Regions from separate parts of the Homo sapiens genome. Here regions 2, 3 and 4 are each linked to region 1. Evidence: chromatin loops called from intact Hi-C (ENCODE). Cell type or tissue: PC-3. All regions are shown on one strand. Region 1 has its middle 70 kb from the start of SEC11C. Region 2 overlaps ZNF532 (zinc finger protein 532). Region 3 has its middle 130 kb from the start of ZNF532. Region 4 overlaps ZNF532 (zinc finger protein 532).

Region 1 (2,500 bases):
TCTTATGATGTAAGAGAGTTCTCTAAATTTTTAGTAGCACAATAATAAACTTCTGTTGTACCATTTTAGCAAACAACAACAACAACAACAACAGAAACTGGATTTCTTTTTGGTTTAAACTCCATTTGATTGTCTGTATCAATGATCACAGGAAATGATTAAATGTCGTGCATTTAATGTAATTTGGGTTATGAAGCTCATTTGGGTTATGCTCTTCACTTTTCTCTGTAAAATTACAACATGCAGTATGCACTTTCCCACGACAGAATTGTTTATGTGTTATTATGGCGTCTTTGCAGACTTGTAACTTTATCCTAGAACCTCAGTGGTATGACCCGCTAGCATGCATACTTCATGGGTCTGTCATTATAGGGCCTTTCAAATATCACCTATTCTTCACCATAGTCCCTGTTTTGGACTGAATTGTATCCCCTCCCCCAAAAGCTCTGTTGAAGTCCTAACTCCCATTCCCTCAGAATGTGGCCTTATTTGGAGCCAGGGTCTTTATAGAGATAATGAAGTCCAACGAGGTCACTGGGGATGGAGATTCTAATCCAGTATGACTGGTGTCCTTATAATAAGCAGAAGTTTGGTCACGGAGACAGGCATACACACAGGGAAGACGATGTGAAGACCCAGGGAGAAGACAGTCATGTGCAAACCCAGGAACACCAAGGCAAACCCCAGAAACCGGGGGAGGTAAGGACAGAGTCTGCCCTGGAGCTGCCCGAGAAAGCATGGCCCCGTGGGACACCTCGATTTTGGACTTCTGGCCTCCAGAACTGTGAGATAATTCATGTCTGTTGTTTCAAGCCACCCAGTTTTTGGTACTTTGTCACAGCAGCCCTAGATAGATGGATATCCCTATGCACCAACATAGGGCCTCAACAAAAACTAACAGAGAAGGAAGAGACCTCAGCCAGTGGTTTCCAGCCCAACCCCCTCAATTTGCAGCGATGAGACCTAGAGATGAGGAGAGACTCGCAAGGCCAAACAGAGATGCTAGGATCCAGGCTCTCGGATGTGTGTTTTTTCTAGGTGTATAATTATGCATTAACTGTCTACAGTTATGGATTAATTAAGTCCATTCCATCGCTTATAATAAAGCTCTTTGTGTACTTACTCATTAAAGTATTAACAACCGCAGGCTACAAGGTCCTTATTAGCGTGGGATGCGCCACATCTGAGGATGCTCTTTGCTGTCCAGTGCGTTTGCAAAGATGACCAATGTGGGTGGGGAGGGGAAGGCTGAACGTTTCACACACTCTGATGGCCACGGACAGCTAACCTTGGCCTTGCCAGCCAGCCACGGGGATCATCTCCCTGAGGATGATGAGATGAGAGACCTCATCTCCCTGAGGTCTGGTCCCTCTGCTGAAGAAGCCAACCTGAGGGAGTGGGGCGCCAAGGCTCAACAGCCGCGCTGTGAGAAGGCAGCCTAATTGGCTTTTCAGTGAACGCCGAAGTTCATCGAGTTCCTCGGGAGCCCCCTGGTGGCTTCTTTGGCACCTGAACCCTCTCACTTCGTTAGGCCTCCAAGGAGCTGTTGAGGACCAGTGGCATTTTCAGGGTAACACTGCCACATGGGTGGACTTCGGTGGGAGATGACTCACATGCCAACATCGTTCTGCAGCCAAATTGCCAAATGCTTCCAGTTATGAGGCCAGAAATCTGGGACCCGTGGAAGTAACTAGCTAATGACTGACACAGCATTGGAAAGACTTTTTTATAAGGGAAAAAACCCAACCCTCCTGCTGTTGTAATTTTATATAACATAAGGCAGGGTTAGAGAAATCCAGTTTTGTTCTGGGTTTGTTTCAATCTAGAATTCCCCGGAAGTTTAAGATTTATAGATTGTGTATACCTTATTTGGATTCTGAAACAAATTGTAAAAAAGTATTATGATGTTTATAAGCCTGGAAATTTAAATACTGATTAGGTGATTTGATGATATTAAGGGCTGATTGCACTTTTTATGTAATAATGGTATTGTAGTTATATATTACTACATATATATACATACATTTATATCTCTTATCTTTTAGTTGCATACTAAAATATTTATGAACAAAATGATATAAAATCTGATATTTGCCTCAAAACAATATTGGGTGGAACTGGCATAGATGAAATAAGACTGGCTATGTGGTTAATGTTTGAAGCTGGGTGATGGGTCCATGGAACCTCATGCTTTTTCTCTATTTTCATTTTTATTGTTTTAGAGACAGAGTCTCGCTCTGTTGCCCAGGCTGGGGTGCAGTGCAATATCACACTGCAGCCTCAAACTCCTGGGCTCAAGTGATCCTCCTGCCTCCGCCTCCCAAGTAGTTGGGCCTATAGGTGTGTGCTGCCATACCCAGCTAATTTTTTTTTTTTTTTTTTTTTTTTGAGACAAGGTCTGGCTCTGTTGCCCAGGCTGGAGTGCTGGAGTGTAGTGGTGTGATCACAGCTCACTGCAACCTCTGCTTCCCAGGTTCAAGCAATCCTTCTGCCTCAGCCT
Region 2 (2,500 bases), 180 kb before region 1:
GTGCACCAAACGTTTTTGTACATGTGATCCTCAATTTGGGAGATTTTATTTCTGTGGTTTAAAACATTGCCTCTATGCCCTGAGATCAATGACATGTCATCCAGATATAGCACATAGAGGCCTTGCCCATTTTTCTTCAGGAATAACTAGGGGAAGAGTAGGTTTTTTTCTATATGGATTTTTAGAATTTATTGGTTGTGGGTATGCTATTAGAGAGAGACTATCCTGTAGTAATCTCCTTAGTTGGAGATGTTCTTTCATTAGCTTGTAATCTCAGTAGGTTCCTGGGCAAGCCCTGCCCAGAGCTCATTTTCACTTGTCCTTTACCAGATACCTGCAGGGATGGTCAGCTCTGGTAAATTACCTGGTTCCTAAGGCTTTTCTGGCGGTGAAATGAAGAACACCCTGAGGGAACACAGGCAGATGATGGAGTTCTGATAGCTTTGTTAGGTGGCTTATTCCGCAACACAGTTGCGTAGGGGCCCGAGGGGCCCTGGGCAGAACCCAGGCCTTCTGGTCTCCTGCAGTGGTTTGGTATTTAGTAAACTCTTCTGTGTTTGAATTTTTCTGTGCAGAACCACGGTTTTGAAATGCTAACCTGAGGGCAGTCTTGCCCTTTAAATGTACATTTTGTTTTCTGAAGAGAAACATGGGGCAGGTATTTTTGGAGGCTTTATATATTCAGTAAGTAGATATTCCACTGTTCAAGAACCTTCACGCTCACAGCAAGTCAGCACAATTCTGTTTTTGACTTTTGAGCAAGAAAAGGAAAACACTGGTCATGTGAATTGGCTGGAGTTGCTTAATTTGGTTATTGTTCGATGCATATTTATTTCCGGGGTGATGCAGCCCTCTGCCTCTCATGTGTTTGGGGTCAGTTGGGTGGTCTGGTGGGAGAAGAGGGGAAGAAAGAAAATGGGTAGTCTGCTGCATCATTGTGTGACCTGTCATCTTCCACCTGGGCTTAACACAAAACCACAAACCAAAACAGAACCCCCACGCTCACAGGAGGGACCGTCATGCAGGACTAGGCAGTATTGCTGGTTGTGGTTAGTGTCCTCTTCCCAATCCTAGGGCCTATCTGAAGGCTGGAGACCACACCGAGTCGGGGCGAGCTGCGGTCAGTGCCACTTCCTGAGGAAGTGACTGAGGCAGCCGGGCTTTGTGAAAGCTGCTTTATCCCTGCGTCCCCCGGGGCAGAGGGGAGCAGAAATAATATGCCAATGGCTTTTCCTGCGGAATTAAAGGAGCCCTCCCCAAACATCTTTTTATTAGATTAGAGCTTTGCGTTCATAAATTATTTCTAACTACTCTCCTATTCTAGTTCTCAGAAAATGGAAGGAGCAGAACTTCATATCTTTAAGGATTTTCTGGGATTATGCTCTAATCTAAATTATGAAAACTTGATATATTTTAAAGGAATTTACTCAGTTGAATAATAAACCACAATCATCATGAGTATTTTATTTTATATAGGCAGACAGTATAAAACTTTTAGATAGTTCATTAATAAAGGAAAATTGAACATTTTGGAACTTTCATGTGATTTTAGCAAACTGCAAATCAGTCAAATATTAAATCCGTTAACTCCATGTGAAAGTAAAGAATCACTTAGAATGTACAATGTCACGTTTTCTAATTTTATAAATATAAAATCAGATATTTTTCTTGTAAGTTTTCTTTTCAGAAATGAAAATATGGCCGGGTGCAGTGGCTCACGCCTGTAATCCCAACATTTTGGGAGGCCAAGGTGGGTGGATCACCTGAGGTCAGGAGGTCAAGAGCAGCCTGGCCAACATGGTGAAACCCTGTCTCTACAAAAATACAAAAAATTAGCTGGGTGTGGTGACGCACGCCTGTAACCCCAGCTACTTGGGAGGCTGAGGCAGGAGAATCGCTTCAACCTGGGAGGCGGAGGTTGCAGTGAGCCAAGATCACACCATTGCACTCCAGCCTGAGCGACAAGAGCGAAACTCTGTCTCCAAGGAAGGCAAAAAAAAAATTATATATATATATATATATATATATATAAATTATATATATATATTTTATATATATATAAAATTAATATATATAATTTATATATATATAAAATATATATAATTTATATATATAAAAAATTATATATATAAATTATATATATAATTTATATATATATAATTTATATATATATAATATATATTATATATATATATTTTATATATATATATATATATATAATTCATACAGGCTGAGTATCCCTTATCCGTAATGCTTGGGACCAGCATTTAGGTTTTTTTGTTCCAGATTTTGGAATATTTACATTATACTCACCAGTTGAACATCTCAAATCTAAAAATCCAAAATTTGAAAGTTCCAAATGAGCATTTGAGTGTTAATTTGGCACTCAAAAAGTTTAGGATTTTGGAGCATTTCAGATTTAGAATATTCAGTGTACTTCTCCCCCAGACCTCTTACAAATCATGTTTTCTCTTTCCGTGATTTTCTTTCTCTCTCTTTT
Region 3 (2,500 bases), 77 kb before region 1:
TAACCTCACCTCCTATCACTTCCCCCTACTCCCATGTCACTCCTTTTCGTTCCTATCCACGATTCATATTCCTGTTACAGGACCTTGGCACATGCTCTTCCTTCTCGTGGAATGCTCTTTCCCCAGTTCTCATGAGGGTTTTTCACATGTTTCACATCCGGTCCATGCAGAAGTCCCCCGCCTGGAGAGCCTTCCCCAATTCCCTTACTGAAATGTGCCCACCCCACTGAGCACACACCTGCTTTGCCACTCTCCATCTCCGCTTCCCATTATTTTTCTCCCTGGCACTTATCACTGCCTGACATGATATGCTTATGTGCTAAGTGTCTGCCATCCCCTGGAAGAATGTTCTAAGATTTTCCATGAACTCTCTGCTTGCTTTCTAATCTGAAACTGCCATTTCCTCTCATTGCAAGAGGCATTCTTCCTTTTGCGGCCTGAGAGCAGTGGGTATTAGTTATATTTTCCCCTTTGATCCTTATTCTGGACAGTCAAAACTGATCCTTGTTTTCTCAAACCCATTGCCAAGTGATGGGAGCCCGAATGCCCTTTCCTTTTTAATAGTTACTTGAATAAAGTGACCGTGTCATAAATAATAGCACCAGCCGGTTGATTGCTGCTGCTTCCGGAAACGTTAGAGGCCTGCTTTCAGGAAACGAAGGCATTATTTATTTTCATGTCCTATTTTTATGCCCAGCAAACTGCTTGCAAAAAACAAAAAACAAAAAACAAAACAGGTACCTAAAATATTTTTGTAAAATGACTGAGCTTCCTTGAGCCTTGATTAGTCATAATTTTTTTTTTCTTAGGGGTTGGGACAAACAGAAGGATCTTGAGCTATTAATTACCCAGAAGTAAGATCCTCTTTTTCTTTTTTATTTAGGTAGTATTTTTAAACCATCGTAAGTGGTTTTTATTCCTAATGATTAAAATGTGGAGGTGGGTTCTGCTCATTATATTTTTTCTCCACTTGAAAAAAGATGAAGTATTTAATGCTGAATTCTAAAAGCAATGTCATTCTTACTTTCAGTGACTACATGACATCAGCAACTAACCCGGGAATAAATCCAAGTTTCAGAGATTTTTCTGTTTAATCATTCATACAGACTTCCCTTGGTATTGGCAGTGGAAAAGTTCCAGAACCACTTCCTGTGGATACCAAAATCCACTGATATTCCTGGATATAAAATGGTCTAGTATTTGCATATAATCTACATTCCCCTCTATACTTTAAATCATCTCTACAGTACGTACAACACCTAATACGATATAAGAACTTGTTACACTATATTGTTTTATTTGTATTTTTAAAAGTTGTTTTTTTTTTTCCCCTCTGAATCTTCTTTCCACCATTGATTCAAACTGTGGATTTGAAACCAGCAGACTGCATTCAAATTATCTAAACCTCTAGTTTTTTCAATCCCCTCTCTCACCCTTTTCTAAGGTAGAAAGATGGTTAAGCAAAACAAAACCCAAAAAGCAACTTGGCAGTGGGAGCTCTAATGCTAACAAACATTTATTTAGGACTCGGGATTCTATAAATGTTTCTGTATCATGAGCTTTAAGTTCATACTACAATGCAACTGTGTGAAGTAGGCTGAGTTCATAATTTTACAGATAGGGAAATTGAACCTGCTTCTGTAAGAGCCAGGACTTAAACCCTGGTTTCTGGCACCAAATTCGGTTTCCTTCTTCCTACAAGTTGTTGATTTATCTACATATTCCAAGTTGGATGCTTTCATTTTTACATGGAAATTTCATTGTCTACTTCAATTAGACAACACTTTCAGAGGTGTTTAATAATAACCAACACATTAATGGTAAAAAAAAAAAATCCTTTTTGTATTTTTGTTTGTTTTTTGTAGAGATGGGGTTTCGCCATGTTGCCCAGGCTGGTCTTGAACTCCTGAGCTCAAAGAAATCTGCTTGCTTCGGCCTCCCAGAGTGCTGGGATTAGAGGCATGAGCCACTGTGCCCGGCTGAAAATACTTTTGAAGGTAGATGCAGAGGATTTCAAAGTTAGAGACCTGAGAGGTAATTTGTACAAGGCTTGAATCTCTCTAATGCCTTCATGCGTGGTCAACAAACAGCTGAGCACCTCCAAGGCTGGAGACCGTGATGTCATTTGAAAGAGCCCCAGTTCATCTTTGAGTTAGTTTTGACTACTAGAAAATTATTTGTTTTAAAGCTGCCCCTTTGTAACTTGGATCAAAATTATCTGTTTTATTTTTTTTCAGGGAACTATTTACCTGAGAGTGTGTTAACTATTTCAGCTTGTGTGCCTTAATGTTTTTTTCTTTAAGCCAATAACAAAAAAATCCTAAATTGCCACAGTACCTACTGTTTATTAAGGGTCTACAAAAGGTCAGATACTGTAATGTCCCCTTGTAGATACATTATCAGGATATCTGGTATATACATTATCTGCCAGGTATGTAAGTGGGCATTTAGAATATAAGGACAATACGTAGTATTTCTTGAGTATTTATAATAGGCCAGG
Region 4 (2,500 bases), 130 kb before region 1:
ACCTCACTGCAGCCTTGACCTCCTGGGCTCAGGTGATCCTCCTGCCTCAGCCTTTCTAGTAGCTGGGACCACAGGTGCACACGCATACCACCACGCCTGGCTGATTTTTAAGTTTTCTGTAAAGATGGGATTTTGCCGTGTTGCCAAGGCTTGTCTTGAATTCTTGGGCTCAAGCAGTCCTCTCAAAGTGCTGGGATTGCAGGTGCGAGCCACTGCACCCAGCCCCAGTATTTTCTTTTCTTTTCTTTTTTCTTCTTTTTTTCTTTTCTCTTTTCTTTGTTTCTTTTCTTTTTTCTTTTCTCTCTTCCCCTCACCTCCCTTCCTCTTTCTTTCTTTTCTTTCTTTCCATCTTTCTTCCTTCCTTTTCCTTCCTTCCTTCCTTCCCTCCTTCCTTCCTTTTCTCTTTTCTTCTTTCCTTTCCTCCCTCCCTCTCTCCCTCCCTCCCTCCTTCCCTCCTTCCCTTCCTTCCTTCCTTCTTTCTTTTCTTTTCTTTTTTTCTACCCCCGCCCCCCCCTCAGTCTCGCTGTGTCGCCCAGGCTGGAGTGCAGTGGCACGATCTCAGCTCACTGCAAGCTCCACCTCCCGAGTTCAAGCCATTCTCCTGCCTCAGCCTCCTGAGTAGCTGGGACTACAGGCGCCCACCACCACGCCTGGCTAATTTTTTGTATTTTTAGTAGAGATGGGGTTTCACCGTGTTAGCCAGGATGGTCTCGAACTCCTGACCTCGTGATCCGCCCACCTTGGCCTCCCAAAGTGCTGGGATTACAGGCGTGAGCCACCGCGCCTGGCCCCTCCCTCCCTCCCTCCCTCCCTCCCTCCCTTCCTTCCTTCCTTCCTTCCTTCCTTCCTTCCTTCCTTCCTTCCTTCCTTCCTTCCTAAGTGCAAGCCTAAAAATAGGTACTGTATTTTAAATTATAAAAATGAAACAAATTTGTAGAAGAAGTGGTTAACAAAACTCCAAAGCCAGTGAAAGATAAGTTAATCGCATGGATTCAGTGTGAGGGCTGGTCTGGCTGCCTGGAGCCCTCACCCGCAGCCTGACTGTGGCAATGACGGCTGCTGCACCAGCTCTGTTGGGCCCAGTAGGCCTGTACTGCAGTGTTCCCGGAGATAACCCTCCCTCACCCCCTTTTCCAATTAAAACTAAGGTAAAAGCTTTCATCCTGTGGCTGTTTGGCCTACATTTGACCCAAAGGTTTCTTTTGGCATTAAATCCATCTCTATTCTGTTTACATAAGTCCAAAATGACTAAATAGTCCCAGCTCAGGCAGTGAAATTCCCCAGCAGTATTTGTTTAACAGGTGGTTATACAAATAACATAAATGTATGCAAATGATTTGCATTACTTTTTTAAATGATCAGTGTTAAAATAACCTCTCACCCGTTTTTCTTAGAGAACATATGGATGTATGAAAAAATACCCAGCATCCCAGTTCAAAAAGCATGGCACACGATTGTTGTTTAATTTACTGCATTTACTCTGTGCTGGGTACTGTTGTAAGCACTTTGTTTCTTGTTTTCCAGTGTGTGGGCAGGCATAGTACCCTGCTGTTTAAAAGGAAACTCTGAGTACCCCTTAATCTTTTCTGGATAATTTGAGATCATTTTGACTGTCCATTACTATATCTTTTTTTTTTTTTTTTTTTGAGATGGAGTCTCGCTCTGTCACCCAGGCTGGAGTGCAGTGGCGCGATCTCTGCTCACTGCAACCTCCGCCTCCCGGGTTCTCGCCATTCTTCTGCCTCAGCCTCCTGAGTACCTGGGACTACAGGCGCCCACCATCACGCCTGGCTAATTTTTTTGTATTTTTAGTAGAGCCGGGGTTTCACCATGTTAGCCAGGATGGTTTTGATTTCCTGACCTCGTGATCCACCCACCTCGGCTTCCCAAAGTGCTGGGATTACAGGCATAAGCCACCGCGCCCAGCCTTTTTTTTTTTTTCCTTTTTTTGAGATGGAGTCTCGCTCTGTTGCCAGGCTGTAGTGCAGTGGCGCAATCTTGGCTCACTGCAACCTCCAACTCCCTGGTTCAAGCGATTCTCCTGCCTCAGCCTCCTGAGTAGCTGGAATTACAGGCACGCGCCACCATGTCCAGCTAATTTTTGTATTTTTAGTAGAGATGAGGTTTCTCCATGTTGGCCAGGAGGGTCTCGATCTCTTTACCTTGTGATCCGCCTGCCTCAGCCTCCCAGATTGCTGGGATTATAGGTGTGAGCCACCATGCCTGGCCTATATCTTATGGTAATGAAGTTTTGTGTCTGCTTCTATTTTTTCCTTGACTGCTGATTAACAGCAGTTTCTTTTGCTGTGCCTTCCTTTTATTTGCAATTTCTAAATGTATGTAAGTGGAGAAATGAGAACTTCAAAATAAGAATTGTATAAGAGACAAGAGTTTTTGAACATGTTCCTGAGAAGTAAAACACGCAAAATTAGAATAGCAGCATGAGAGAGGAGTATGGAGTCAGAGGAAGCTGAATTTGAACTTTAGCCCTAGAATCTGT

What was found. A loop is a pair of places that touch in the nucleus more often than their neighbours do. Peaks named below come from ENCODE experiments on the same cell type or tissue, not always from the same donor. Only the 100,000 strongest peaks of a DNase experiment are listed, where the experiment ranks them.
Region 2: a loop joins it to region 1, with 3 times the contacts of the local background. A loop is called at or near these places in 7 of 110 quality-filtered maps.
Region 3: it touches region 1 in a loop (7-fold over the local background); 7 of 110 quality-filtered maps call a loop at or near these places.
Region 4: it touches region 1 in a loop (5-fold over the local background); 6 of 110 quality-filtered maps call a loop at or near these places.

What each region holds. Positions count from the first base shown.
Region 1 is chr18:59,069,128-59,071,627 of GRCh38, forward strand. It overlaps the pseudogene OACYLP. Among named protein-coding and RNA genes, the nearest start is that of SEC11C, 70 kb to the right of the region's middle. In PC-3, a CTCF peak has its summit at 1,511 (motif pointing left); a DNase peak (open chromatin) is centred at 1,504.
Region 2 is chr18:58,886,695-58,889,194 of GRCh38, forward strand. The region is part of intron 2 of ZNF532 (zinc finger protein 532); the gene reads left to right. Among named protein-coding and RNA genes, the nearest start is that of ZNF532, 23 kb to the left of the region's middle. In PC-3, no CTCF peak of the experiment used is centred here; a DNase peak (open chromatin) is centred at 1,077; H3K4me3 peaks cover 829 bases; H3K27ac peaks cover 1,710 bases.
Region 3 is chr18:58,992,366-58,994,865 of GRCh38, forward strand. No RefSeq gene overlaps it. Among named protein-coding and RNA genes, the nearest start is that of ZNF532, 130 kb to the left of the region's middle. In PC-3, no CTCF peak of the experiment used is centred here; a DNase peak (open chromatin) is centred at 1,076; H3K4me3 peaks cover 712 bases; H3K27ac peaks cover 1,855 bases.
Region 4 is chr18:58,941,532-58,944,031 of GRCh38, forward strand. All of the region lies in intron 5 of ZNF532 (zinc finger protein 532), which reads left to right. Among named protein-coding and RNA genes, the nearest start is that of ZNF532, 78 kb to the left of the region's middle. In PC-3, no CTCF peak of the experiment used is centred here; a DNase peak (open chromatin) is centred at 1,240; H3K27ac peaks cover 715 bases.